Regions from separate parts of the Homo sapiens genome. Here region 1 is linked to region 2. The links are chromatin loops, found by intact Hi-C in ENCODE. Cell type or tissue: sigmoid colon. All regions are shown on one strand. Each heading gives the region's core, and the rest is flanking DNA. Links, peaks and the distances in the headings are about the cores only.

Evidence for each region. Hi-C counts contacts between places; a loop is a spot of excess contacts. Peaks named below come from ENCODE experiments on the same cell type or tissue, not always from the same donor. Only the 100,000 strongest peaks of a DNase experiment are listed, where the experiment ranks them.
Region 1: a loop joins it to region 2, with 2.1 times the contacts of the local background. A loop is called at or near these places in 9 of 110 quality-filtered maps.

What each region holds. Positions count from the first base shown.
Region 1 is chr11:44,283,612-44,290,481 of GRCh38, reverse strand. All of the region lies in intron 1 of ALX4 (ALX homeobox 4), which reads left to right. Among named protein-coding and RNA genes, the nearest start is that of ALX4, 23 kb to the left of the region's middle. RefSeq lists enhancers at 2,930-3,902, 3,903-4,876. In sigmoid colon, for the core only: CTCF peaks have their summits at 3,801 and 4,006 (motif pointing left); a DNase peak (open chromatin) is centred at 4,020.
Region 2 is chr11:44,091,924-44,098,483 of GRCh38, reverse strand. It overlaps EXT2 (exostosin glycosyltransferase 2), which reads right to left and starts at 2,806. Exons shown (of 14, transcript NM_207122.2): 1 at 2,632-2,806. RefSeq lists an enhancer at 1,850-1,899 and a silencer at 2,320-2,939. In sigmoid colon, for the core only: CTCF peaks have their summits at 2,864 (motif pointing left) and 4,034 (motif pointing left); DNase peaks (open chromatin) are centred at 2,273, 2,833 and 4,033; H3K4me3 peaks cover 1,486 bases; H3K27ac peaks cover 1,004 bases.

The DNA.
Region 1 (6,870 bases), core at 1,224-6,223, 190 kb before region 2:
CGAGCCATTTGAAGGAAGGGACTGTGTTTTACTGGGCTTTATATTTTCACCACCTGGAACTTTGCCCAGTGCATAGCTGGTGCTCCAGGAATGCTGTTGAATGAATCAATGTAGCAAATAAGTGGCAGAGCCAGGGGCCAAGCCCAGGCCTGTCCTACCCCAAAGACTTCTCAATCATTTCATTTTGCCTCGTGCAGGATCTAAGCTCCTCCATCTCGCCAGCCTCTGGATGAAAGTGATATTACAGTGTCTTGGTGAAGGTGGTGGAGCTGCAGGATTCTTTCTGCTACAGAAGGGAAACAGAGGCTTGGGGGAATTAAGTGAGAGATGTCTTGGGACACGCCCAGGGCCACATGGTTTAGGGGGCTTGAGAGGGACAATGGGCAGACAGACCACAGGGCTGGATGCAGGAGGTGCAGGGTTCAAGTCCTGGCCCTTCCATTATCAGGCAGTATGACCTTGCTCTGGGCCTCCGCATCTTGGCTGTGAAGGGAGGGTCTGGTCCAGTGGGGTCTCTGAACCCTGCGGACGTATTGCTGGGATAGGGGAGAGCATGGGAGACTCTGTTTCTCTGGCAGTGGGTCCTGCCGGGGACAGGGTCTCATCCAACCACCCACGCCATGAGATGGAGCTTGGGGATGGGACGAGGAGCCGGGAAACTTCTAGCCTCCTTGAGGAGAGAAGCTGACAGGGGCACTTAGAGCCCAGACTGAAGCTGGAACACCCATCCCACCCCAGGAGGCATCAGGAAGTGATCTCCAAGTGTTAGATCATACATGGGCTTCTCATGGAGACCCTGAAGCTTGGTTTACCCTAGTCCTTTGAGATAGAAATGACCCCAGTGGCTCAGCAATGCCCCCTTAGAACAAAATGAAGCCTGCCTGACCCCTCCATGTTAGAAAGATAACTCATCACCACCTTGAAAGGCAGTGGACTTGGCATGGGACCATCCAGTCTGCCCCTCCTAGCTATGTGATCTTGAGCAAGTTATTCATCTTCACTGGACCTCAGTTTTCTCATCTGTGAAACAGAGATACCAACACTGACCTCATGGGATCTGGGGAGGGTCAGAGGAGATAGTGGGTGGGTCAGGGCAACACGAATACAAGGCATTACATTATTGCTGTCATGGTTGTAATCAGCCCTGGTTGGAGAGCTCCTGTCTAAGGAGCTTGGTAATTTGGGATTTGCCCTATTTGGGGTGAGGGGATGGTATCTTGGTATCTTGTTTTACCATAAAATGCAACATGCCTTGCCGAGCCTTCCTTGACTGGCAATACCCAATTCAAGAGCCACTCCATTGCAGAGGCCTTCTCCGACCTTTTCAACCAAAATTGACCGCTCCTTTCTGTGGGCCCTGCCGTGTCTGGGAAACAAGACTTTTGCCCTGGGGACCCTGGAACACTTGACCGTGCTTGTCCCTCATGCATCTCTTCCACTAGGCCATGATTCCTAAGGGAAGCTCTGAATGAATCAGTAAGGCAAGACACAGGGTGGGGGAGAGAACAGGAAAGACAAATTCCAGACACAAGCTGGGGGATGGAGGGGACCCAGGCCTTGGCAGAGGGGCCATGGGGGCTGAGGGCTGGACAAAGTTTAGGGTTCTTTCTTTCCACCATTTCTTTTTTTTATACAAGGAAACTTTACTCATTTGGACTAACTGTAGGACAGTTGAAATTACAGTAGACTCAAAAATTAAAGTACTTTTTAAACTTTTAAGTTCCAACAGTAGCTTGACCTTGGTCTCCTACAGCTCTCAGAAGAGCTGCTTAAAGGAGCCCCATGTTCTAATTGGGTCACAGTGGCTTCCACGGGAGTGAGGGCTTCCAGAGGGCTGGGGAGCAATGTGTGCTCCCAGAGTTGGCATTTGTCTTGTGATTTTTATTGCAACGTACAAGGCCCCTTGTAGAATTATGAATGGTGGTGGTGATGAGGGGAAGGCGGGGAGGTTGCCAGGTAAACTCATCCAGGTCCTGTTCAAATGATTACATATGCCAGCTTCACAAGAGGGGTTCCTAGGGAAGGTGCCTTCTTTCCATTAGTCCACATACCTTTTCTTTTAAAAACCTTTTTATTTTGATACAGTATTACACTTAAAGTTATAAGTGGACTACAAAGAATTCCCAGATGCCTTTTATGCTGACTCCCCAAATGGTGATGTTTTGCCATATTTGCATTATTTTCAATCTCTCTGGGTCTCTCTCTGTGTCTCTCTCTGTGCATATGCTCTGTTTATGTATGTATTGATATACATGCATACGATATACAGCTGTATCATTTAACAGTAAGTTGCAGGCTGGGCGCAGTGGCTCATGCCTGTAATCCCAGCACTTTGGGAGGTCGAGGAAGGTGGATCACCTGAGGTCAGGAGTTCGAGACCAGCCTGGCCAACATAGGGAATCACTTGAACCCGGGAGGCAGAGGTTGCAGTTAGTCAAGATTGTGCCACTGCACTCTAGCCTGGGCAACAGAGCAAGACTTTGTCTAAAAACAAACAAACAAAAAAAGAGTAAGTTGCAGACATATGACTCATATGCCTCTTTGCCTCTAAGTACTTCAGTGTGTGTAGGCCCTGAAACAAGGCACTGGTCCACATCTGAGGTCCCAGATGGTCAATGAAGTTGATCTTCAGCAGAGCAGTTTGATCAGGGGCAGCCTTGAAGGTTGTTGCAAGGGGGCCAATCTCTTGAGGCAGCTGAGAGCAGCCATTCTCCTGTGACTTCCTCCCTTCCTCCTTGACCCTGTCTCCTGTCTGCCTGTCCCAGTCCCACCCACAGCATCCACCCCAGGAGGGCCCAGTAGGCATGCTCCAGGCATGAGATTCAAGTCTCAGCTCTGCCTCTTACCAGTTTTTTGTTTTCTTTTCTTTTCTTTTCTTTTTTTTTTGAGACAGGTCTCTGCCTCTGTCACCCAGGCTAGATGGAACTCTGGGGTCAAGTGACTCTCCCACCTCGGCCTCCCAAAATGTTGGGATTACAGGCATGAACCACCACCCCTGGACCTTCTTAACAGTTATTGATTCTTAGCAAGGCATTTACCCCCTCTGGCCTCAGTTTCTGGGGCTATAAAATGGAAACCTGGCGGTTGTAAAGAGGCTGGAACCCTACTGGTGGCATAATAGATGCCCTAGTACTTTGTAAAGTACAAAGCCCAGTTCCTGGTTTTGTTTAGTTTGTTTGTTTGTTTTTTGTTTTTGCGAGAGCCCAGCATTAATCCCTTTTCGTTCCTGGACTCTGGGAAGCCCACTCCATCTCTAGACTAAGAGAAAAACAGTCCTCCCCACTCACCCCTGCCATTGCAGGAAGAACTGAGAGAGCTTCTGTGTGAGGGCGGAGCAGTGGAGGACGGGGTGGCAGACCCTGCCTCGGCGGATGCCTGCCTCGGGAAGAACCCACGGGGAAGCTGGTAACAAGTCTGCCAGCCACATGGAAAGCCGCTGGGCCAAACGACAGGGGTGTCCTAGGGAGCTTTTGCAAGGCAAAGGCTTTTGCAAGTTAGTCAGTTTCCTGAGCACCCACTGTGCGCCACCCTCTCTGGAGGGCCAAGGAATCCCCATGGGTCTCCAAAGGGAGGCCACTTAAGGAATGAAAAAGAGCCCAGGTCTCAGCCTGTCTGTCACTCAGTCACTAGTGACACTGGTGGGTCCCTTCTCTCGGCGCCTCACTTTGACCGTCTGTCCAATGAGGATGCTGGGGCCACAGTGTGGGAATTCTGAGGAGACTGGAATGAGGCAGGAATGTGAAAATACCCAGAACTAGGGGAGGAAAGACCCCTGCAAGGAAGGCCAGCGACCCGCCCCATCCATCTCTTTGTCCCTTGTAGTGCTGGAATGGTGGCAGACGCGTAGTAGGGCTGAATTACTGCTTGAGTGGCAAATCCTCCCAGCTAGGACCTGGGTCTTCAAACAAACGTCTAGAAACCTCATTAGGCACTGGGGCCCCAGGATCATCACCTTCCGTCCAGTGACTTTATTGGAACTGCAGTGCCTCCTGGTGGCCAGCATGCACAACTGCAGTCTTGATCTTGGCCTGCTGGGAGTTGGGCCCTGGAACCTGAATGCTTAGCCTTCTGGGTAAGCAGCCAGGGCCGGGGACTCCTCTTCAGTCTTGGCTTCCCACAGGGCTGTGCCCCTCCATCTCCTCTTCTCATACCCCTCCCTGGCAGGAATTCATGCAATGTTGTTGAGCTGAGCAAACAGAAGGCAAGAGGTTTGTCCAGGGCCAGGGAGCTGCCGGGGTCATCTTTGGTCCTTCCTGCCCTGCGCTGTGGCTGGTTTCCTCGACCCCCCTCATCCTGAAAGGTCCCTTCTTCCGACTCCATGCAGCAGCCTCCTGACACAAGCAGTGTGTGCAGGGGACCAAGGACCTCCTGTGTCTGGAGCCCAGCTCCAGGGCCTGGGGCCTTTTCCTGCAGACACACTGGCCACCCTCAGCTGTGCCTGCAGAGCTGCCCCAGCCAAACCAGAGGCAGAAGGAGCCCAGAGGAGTCTCCCTCAACCCAGGCACACACAGGCATTTGCATTAATTCCAGGGGTGTGTCCTGAGCCCTTACTCACACGAGGCCCAGGCCCCAGCAGTACATCTGGGAGGCCCACTCTGACCAGCTCACAGTCTAGGGAGGGAGCAGGCCCATGAGCCGGTGCTGTAAAGCAGGGGATTCAGTGTTTAAGAGGCAAGGGAGGTCCTGGAGGAAGAAGGGTGGCCCTTGGCTGAGCTTTGAAAGCCCAGGAGAGGGAATTCACAGCAGAAGAAAACAAAAAATAAAATGTTCCATAGTTAAAAAATAAAAAAAAAAAAAGGAAAGACAAGATCTCACTTTCATCCATCGTGCTGGCAAAGATTTTAAAAACACTATAATGACCATTATTGGCTCTGAAGTGGGAGGGGACACCGTGGTAGCTGAGGACATTACATGTTTCTGGAAGACAACTTGGCCGTGTTTCTCAGAGACCCTCAGATATGTGGATAATTGAACTTCATATTTCTAGTTCTTGGAGCTTCTCCTAAGGGAATCGCCATGCATGTATTGAGAGATTTAAATCACAGACCTGCTATGATTTCAAACAAGTAGAAACCTGTGAGCCCAACAGAAAAGGATGGATTAAATAAAATAGTGATTGTTCTCGCTACGTAACCATTAAGGATGGTGTGGTAGAAGAATATAGAACAGCATGGAAAGGGGTACGGAATATGGTTAGATTTTACTAAAATGTTTATAGGCTGGGCACGGTGGCTCACGCCTGTAATCCCAGCACTTTGGGAGGCCCAGGAAGGCAGATCATCTGAGGTCAGGAGTTCGAGACCAGCCTGGCCAACATGGCGAAACCCTGTCTCTACTAAGAGTACAAAAATTAGCCGGGCGTGGTGCTGGGTGCCTGTAATCCCAGCTACTCAGGAGGCTGCGGCAGGAGAATAGCTTGAACCGGGGAGGCGGAGGTTGCACTGAGCCAAGAGTGCACCACTGCACTCCAGCCTGGGCGACAACAGCGAGACTCCATCTCAAAAAAAAACACAAAAGTTTACAAAGTAATGTTTTCTCTGTGTGTGTTTGTGTGTGTGTGTGTATGTGTATGTGTGTGAGTGATTTTCTTTTGGTCTGTCTTGATTTTTTTTTAATCTTCCATATAGAACATAGATTACATTTGTAATGCGAAAGAAAAGTCACAAAAGTTACAGAGAAAGCTATCCAGGTGAAAGTAGTAGTTAGCCACAGACAGGAGAGGCAGAGAGACATGCTAGGTAGAAGGAAGGGTGCCCGCAGGAGTGCGGAAGCCTGAAGATACTCGTGCAGTGCGCTGCAGAGCGGAAGCAGGTCTCTGAACCTCAAGCTAGATGGAAGGCTGGCGTGTAAGTCCGTGAGTCTGGTGGGGACCAGTCCTGCCTTCGGGACCCTGAATGCCACATAAGCCTGATGTACAGGGTTGGCAGATTTAGCAAAAAGCAAGCAAGCAAACAACAAAACCAGGTTACTCAGTCAAATCTGCATTTGAATAATGAATAATTTGTAGGATAAAAGTATTTCTTGTGCCATATTTGGGATATACTTATATTGTTTAAAGTGTTAACTGTTTATCTAAAATTCCAGTTTAACTGAGTCTCTCCAAGTGGTGCTTGTCTCTTGCTTCCCATAATCCCACAGCACAGAGCCCAGCCCGCTCTCAGAGCATGCACCATCCAGGATTCTAATCACTGCTTTCAGATATTTCAACCTGTTCCTGGGAAAACAAATAGAAAATTAATTCAGACCAGCCCCGCCCCGCCCCCCAAAAAAAGAAAAGAAACAAAATTAACCCATAGACCCATATTGCCACTTCTGGAAACTTGTAGTATTTTCTGAGGACAAATGCTCCACTCCCTTCCTCTTTTTGATCAAAATGAGATTTATTTGATATAAATTGAACATCTTTGCATGTGTTAAAACGCTATCCTTTCTTAGCATCATCTCATTCATTTGTTCATCAAATGTTTACTGAGCATCTACTGCATGCCAGCTATGATACTAGGTGTTACACAGCAGGGTAAACAAAGCACACATGTTCAGATATATTCCCTGCTCCATGGGAGGGAGAGAGAGAGAGACAATAAACAAGGGGAAAACAGAAGAACAAATAAATACCTAATATTGGCGCGGTGGTCCATGCCTGTAATCCCAGCACTTTGGGAGACCAAGACGGGTGGATCATTTGAGGCCAGGAGTTCAAGACCAGCCTGGGCAACATGAGGAAACCCCGTCTCTACTAAAAATACAAAAATGAGCGGGGTGTGGTGGCCCATGCCTGTAGTCCTGGCTACTCAGGAGGCCGAGGTCCGACAATCGTTTGAATCTAGGAGGTGAGGTTGCAGTGAGCCGAGATCGAACCACTGCACTCCA
Region 2 (6,560 bases), core at 1-5,000:
TGACCTCAGGTAATCCACCTACCTCAGCCTCCCAAAGTGCTGAGATTACAGGATTGAGCCACCGTGCCCAGGCTGCACCCCTGCCTTTATAAACCTGTGCTATACTGGACCCCTTTTGTAAAACTGCCAGCCTAGACTGAAGTGACAGTGCTCCCGACTCAGGACACTCCAACCTCACCCCTGTAACACACAGAACCAATCCTCCCAAAACAGTTTTCACATGCCAAAGCACAGAGAGATGGAGTATCTCCAAACCATCATCCGAGGAAACAAGTCATAATCTCTCTGTCCAGTGAGACTGCTCCCTACCACCAAGAAGTTAAAATCCCCGGAAGATGACAGACTGAAAGGAATCTTCTACTAATGAAGGTTTATTCCATACAATACCATAACCTGGATCAAAACAAGAATTTCAGCCCTACAAACTTTATCACCTTGAAACACATCAAACCTGCCCCTGCAAAACACTGGAATCATCTGGCTAGCTGTCAAGCACTGAGTCACTGGAAAAGTCTTTTAACCCCAACCTATTGTGAGGATGAGATGCATTTTCTGTTCCTGGAATTATTTATTCCTAAAATTTGCCTGAATAATCTTTCCTTGGTGCTTCAGGTTATAGCCAATCCACTTAGTCCAATGTTTTCAGTCACAGTCTCTTGTCGTTTCAACCTTTTTATTTTTATTTTATTTATTTATTTATTTATTTATTTATTTATTTATTTTTTGAGATGGAGTCTTGCTCTGTCACTCAGGCTGGAGTGCAGTGGCACAATCTCAACTCACTACAACCTCAGCCTCCCAAGTAGCTGGGATTACAAGCGTGTGCTACCACACCCAGCTAATTTTTTTGTATTTTTAGTAGAGACAAGTTTTCATCATGTTGGCCAGCTGGTCTTGAACTCCTGGCCTCAAGTGATCCACCCACCTCGGCCTCCCAAAGTGTTGGGATTACAGGCGTGAGCCACCGCGCCTGGCCTCTTCTTAACCTTTTTAGAAAGGGCCTTACAGCTGAACTCCTGGGGCCACTGCCACACTGGATCTTAACCCAACCATTCCGAAAAACAGAGGAACCAAATATAAGCAAAAGCAAAAAAAGCCACAATTCATTGCCTTACTTGATAGGATTCTTTATAATTAAAGTTATGTTATGGCTAAATGCCCCTAAAAATTATTTTCAATTAAAAACAATGCCCTTTTAATCATGGGAATTATACCATAAGACAATGTGTGTCATTACATAATTAATATGTAAATCTTACTAAGCACTTACTACATGCCAGGGTCTGTTTTAAGCACTTTATAGTGTTAACTTATTTAATCTTCATAACAGCACTATAAGCCAAGCTATTATTACCCTCATTTTACAGATGGGGATAGTACAACAGAAAGTTTAAGTACCTGGCCCAATATTACACAACTGGAAATGCCAAAGCTAGGATTCACAGCATGGCAGTCTGGCCCCAAAACTGATTATCCATTCATACCCTCACATGCAACCAGGAAGTCGGGGAAAGTGAATGATGGAAACTGAATCATCTATTTTATTACAGTGAATAGCCTTTGAGTTCTGAAAGTTACAAACTAAGTCCAGTTAAAGTACATAGAGCACTTACCTGACTTACAAGAAGTTAAGACTTACAAGAATTTAAATGTACATATTTCAAGACCATATCTTCACATAAATAAGTCAAGAACCTTTCTAGATTAGCATTGCCCAATCAGTAACACCAAGCAATTCTTTGATTCTCAAAATTGTGTGTTTAGATCTGGTTCCCACCGAATGTAACAAAGCCCCAAACACCTCTGGACTTCAAGTTGAAGCCCAGAGCCAGTGTGCTTCTGGCCACCTAGTCCCGAGACTAACATGCCCCTGGCCCCGGCCCGACACACCCCCGGGCCACCTAGTCCCTGGCCTAACATGCCACCAGCAATCTAGTCCGCAGTCTAACATACTCCTGCCCCGTCCTGACAGGCCCCCGGCCACCCAGTCCCCTGCCTAACACGCCCCCAGCCACCTAGTGCCTGGCCCAACATGACCCCGGCCACCCAGTCCCCGGCCTAACACGCCCCCGGCCATCTAGTTCCCGGTCACCCAGTCCCCGGCCTAACACGCCCCCGACCACCCAGTCCCCGGCATAACATGCCCCTGGCCCCTTCCCTACCTCGTCCCACGGCTTCTGGCACCGCAAGGGATGCCGCAGGCCACCACCGGACCCTGAGGCGCAGGACATCCCCCTGGGAGGAATCAGATCCCTGTGGCTGGCGGGAAGGTGGCAGCAGGAAGGGAGGGGTCACGGCGGAGGGCGGAGGGCGGGTCGCAGGAGGAAAGGAAGGAGCGGACTGGGGGCGAAGGTTGGCTAGGAGAACAGGTGGGTACCAAGATGCTGAAAGCGCGGCCGCCGCCGGAGGAGAAGGAGAAGCAGGAGTGGAAATCGGAGCGCTCCAAAAGCGGGCAGTCATTGTCACAGCCCCGGCGGGGCTGGGGGTGGCCTCTCGCAGCCCACGGGCCTCCACGGAGCCTCCGCGCGGCCGCGCTCCCTCGGCCCTTGTCCCGACCCAGCAGCGGCCCCCGGAGGCCCGAGCCCTCGCTTCAGCGCCCGCCCGGCCGCCGCCCTGGAGAGCCGCGCTTACCTCGGCCACGGCTGCCTCCCGCTCGGCCCCGAGCTTGGTCACCGGCTCATGCCGCGGGGCGCGGGCCACCTCCGCCCAGGTCGGATCGGTCCGAATCGCCAGCCGCCACTGCCAGGGCCGAGTCTGGGCTGGCGAGCAGCGAGCGAGGGGCCGGTAACCGGGATCCGGGCCGTCTGACACCGAGCGCACTGCGCATGCGGGAGCTGCCGGGCCGCGCCTCCTGCTGGACAGGAGGAGTCCGAGCACCGCTGCAGTGTTTTCCCAGGCAGGCGCGCTCAGGCTCCGCAGTGAAATGCTCAGACAGCCTCATTCATAATTAAAGAATCCTTAAACCCAAACGAGACACCACGCGTTGCTTATAAAACTAACAAATATGTAGACGTTTTATTATAATCAGTTCTGGTGAGCGTATAACATTCCTGGAGGGCAATTTGGTACTATCCATCAAACGGAAAATGCTGGTACCCTTCATTCCAACAAGCTCTCTGTACGGAGTTTGCCCTATGGATATTCTCAACAATGTTTGTCAAAAAGTTCCATGACAGCATTCTTTCTAATCATAGCGAAATGCTAGACACAATCGAAATAAATTATGGAATTTGATTGATTTGAGTAATGTGAGATAGTGCAATATATTTGGGTAAGGAAATATCTCCAAGATATTAGTTAAGATCAAAGCGTAGTCCAAAACAGCGGGCAAGTCACTTTTAGGTAAACTATGCATATGCAAAAACAAGAGGGAGAAATATATAAAGTAGGTGCTTATATTCAGGCATGTGTATAACTTTTTTCTGGAAGGAATGCAAGAAGAAATGAACAGCTTCAGGTGGAGTAGTTGTCGAGGCGGAAATGGAAGCATTTATGGCGAGGAAAGGTGGCTCACGCCTGTAATTCCAGCATTTGGGGAGGCCTAAACGAGAGGATCGCTTGAGCCCAAGAGTTTGAGACCAGCCTGGGCAGCAGAGCAAGACCCCATCTCTACAAAAAATAAAAAGTTAACTAGGCATCGTAGCACACGCTTGTAGTCCCAACTACTTAGGAGGCAGAGGCAGGAAGATTGCTTGAGCCCAGGAGGTCAAGGCTGCAGTGGGCCGTGGTCGTGCCACTGCACTCCAGCCTGGGTGATAGAGCAAGACCCTGTCTCCAAAAAAAAAAAAAAAAAACGCATTTTTGTTTTGTATCTTTCTCTATTATTTACATGATTTAGCCCTATCCATGCACACTAAAACCGCTGTCATAAAGCAGTAAGTGGAAACTAAAAAATTAAATTAAAATTCAGAGCGATGTTATTGAGAGGTTAATGAAATGACCCCTGGGCCTGCGATGTTGGTTTGGTAGAGTTGTGGGTCTGGCTACAGGATCCAAATCCCTTCTGGTCCCAGATGTACTTTGGCGCCATCTGGTGGAAGTTGTCACTGATAGCTTAAATATTCAAAGTGATGATTCTGAGACTAGATACCTACAGAGGCTTCCGGCAGCAACCTCGATTCCAGGGATATTTTTGTGAGTTAATGCCTGCTTGTCACAGATCTAGGGAGATTGGGATGAGGACATTCTGGGGATGGGACACTCATGTTCTGCTTCCCCACATCCAAGGGGGCATTGCTCTGCTTTCCAAATCAAATCCCCCCTGCAAATGATACAAAATGTAGCACACACCCACCCCATTTGAGAACTGGATGGGTGGAGAGCAGTGACAATCACCACTGGAACTGTATCCAAATTTATCTTATCCCAGGGAATATTGTTTTCACTTTTTGAAATAAGTCAACAATAGCTATCTGGTCTGGAAGATTGTGGCCTCTTTTTTTCTTCTCCATATTTATCTGTATTTTAAACATGTATGTTTTTAATTAATCCTTTGTTCTTTTATAAAATGAGAATTTGCCGTGTTAAAGAACTGTGTGAGGCACAGCCTCACACAATGCTGCCTATCTTCTTCATTTTTTATAACCTTAAACTTGCCTAATGCCTGGCATATAGTTAATTGCTCAATAAATAGTTGTTGAATGGAGAAAGGATGCCTAGACACTGGGAGGAGCTAACTAGAAATAAGACAATAAGATTATTCAAAGGAGAAGGTAAAAAGTGGCATAGAAGCATATAAACAAAATGCTACAGAATTCAAAAAAAAAAAAGAGGTGACATCCAGTTGGAAAAATCTAGGAAGAGTTCAATCAACAGTTGATATCTTTGTTTATCCTGGAGGACACTTAGTATTTTGACAAGCAGAGAGGTGAAAAGGGCATTCAAGGCAGAGAAAGAAAGTCATGAGCATGTGTTAAAGAAGGAAAAGCAGCTGGGCAGAATGGCTCACATCTGTAACCCCAGCACTTTGGGAGGCCGAGGCAGGAGGATCACTTGAGACCACAAGTTCAATACCAGCCTAGGCAAAAAAGTGAGACCCCCATCTCTGCAAAAAAAAAGAGTAATAAATAAAAATAAAGAAGGAAAAGCAATCAGAAAGAGCAAGTGTTTTTCAATCCAGTGTGGCTACATTTCTAGGCATAGAAACCATGCAAGTGAGGGAGGTGGGAAAATATAGAAGATGTGAAATTAGAAGCTACATGATGCGAAAGTATCCAAGGATGACTTCAGGGAGGAGTGGGAAATAAATTATAAGCCAGGACCTGAAGTTTCTGAGAAGGCAGAAAAGCGTCTTAGTAGCTGGTGGTTGAAGGAGGAGAGGTTGTAGAAAGATACTGCTTTACTGAATTTGAAGTTACAGGGCAAAGCAAAGATTACACAGATACCCCCTTACCCAGTGAGTCAGGAAATATGAAAGTCAGGATTAGAAAGGGAATGGCTTTCGTGGAAAATAGTGTCATCAGGGGAAAGTGAGTTTCCAATTAGGAGAAAGAGCTGGTGTAGGGTTGAATCCCATATTTAGCACTTCCTCTAAATACAGTTGATTCTTGAACAACACAGGTTTAAACTTTGCAGATCCACTGCTGTGCAGATTTTTTTTCAACAAAAGTTACACCAAGTGTGCCTGCCTCTCCAGCTTCTCTTTCCACCTCTGCTACCTATTCTGCCTCTGCCACTCCTGAGACAGTGAGACCAACCCCCCTTCCTTCTCCTCCTTGGCCTACACAACATGAAGATGAGGAGGATGAAGATCGTTATGACTTCCACTTAATGAATAGTAAATATATTTTTCTTCCTCCTGACTTTCTTAATAACATTTTCTTTTCTCTTGCTTACTTTATTGTAAGAATACAGTATTTAATATATATAACATATAAAATATGTTTAATAGACTATTTACATTATCAGTAAGGTGTCCAGTCAACAGAAGGCTATTAGTAGTTAAGTTTTGGGGGAGTCAAAAGTTATACATCATTTTTCAACTGCTTAGGGGATTGGCACCCCAACCCCCACATTATTCAAGAGTCTACTGTAACAGAGATATCCAAGAATGGAAAAAGGCATATTCTCTAAAGAAAAGGGCTCCATAATATAATTGATCTGTGGGACCTTAGGTTGGCTCAGCTTAAAACAGCACTGGCAGGCAGCATGGTAGGCTAAAAAACACCTAACCAGGTGAAATATAAGGAATACCTTCTCAAGTGAATAGCTGAGCTTACGCACAAAAAAAAGGAAGGAAAACATCCAAAGTCAAAAATGAAGCTTAAATAATAGAAATGACATTGAAGCTACAACTATCTTGGGCATACAAGGCAGGAAGCTGATACAAAGAAACCCATAAAGCTAGGATCTTAAAGAATTACACCCAACAGGGAATACTGGAAAAAATTTGCTCAACATCCACCAAAGAAACTTACCTGTCTTGTCCAGGGAATGGAAAAAGAAGAGAGTCTCACTGATGATCTTTAACACGCATATCTTAGTCAGTTCGGGCTGCTATAACAAAAATACCACAGACTGGGTGGCTTAAACAACAGGAATTTATTTCTCCCAGCTCTAGA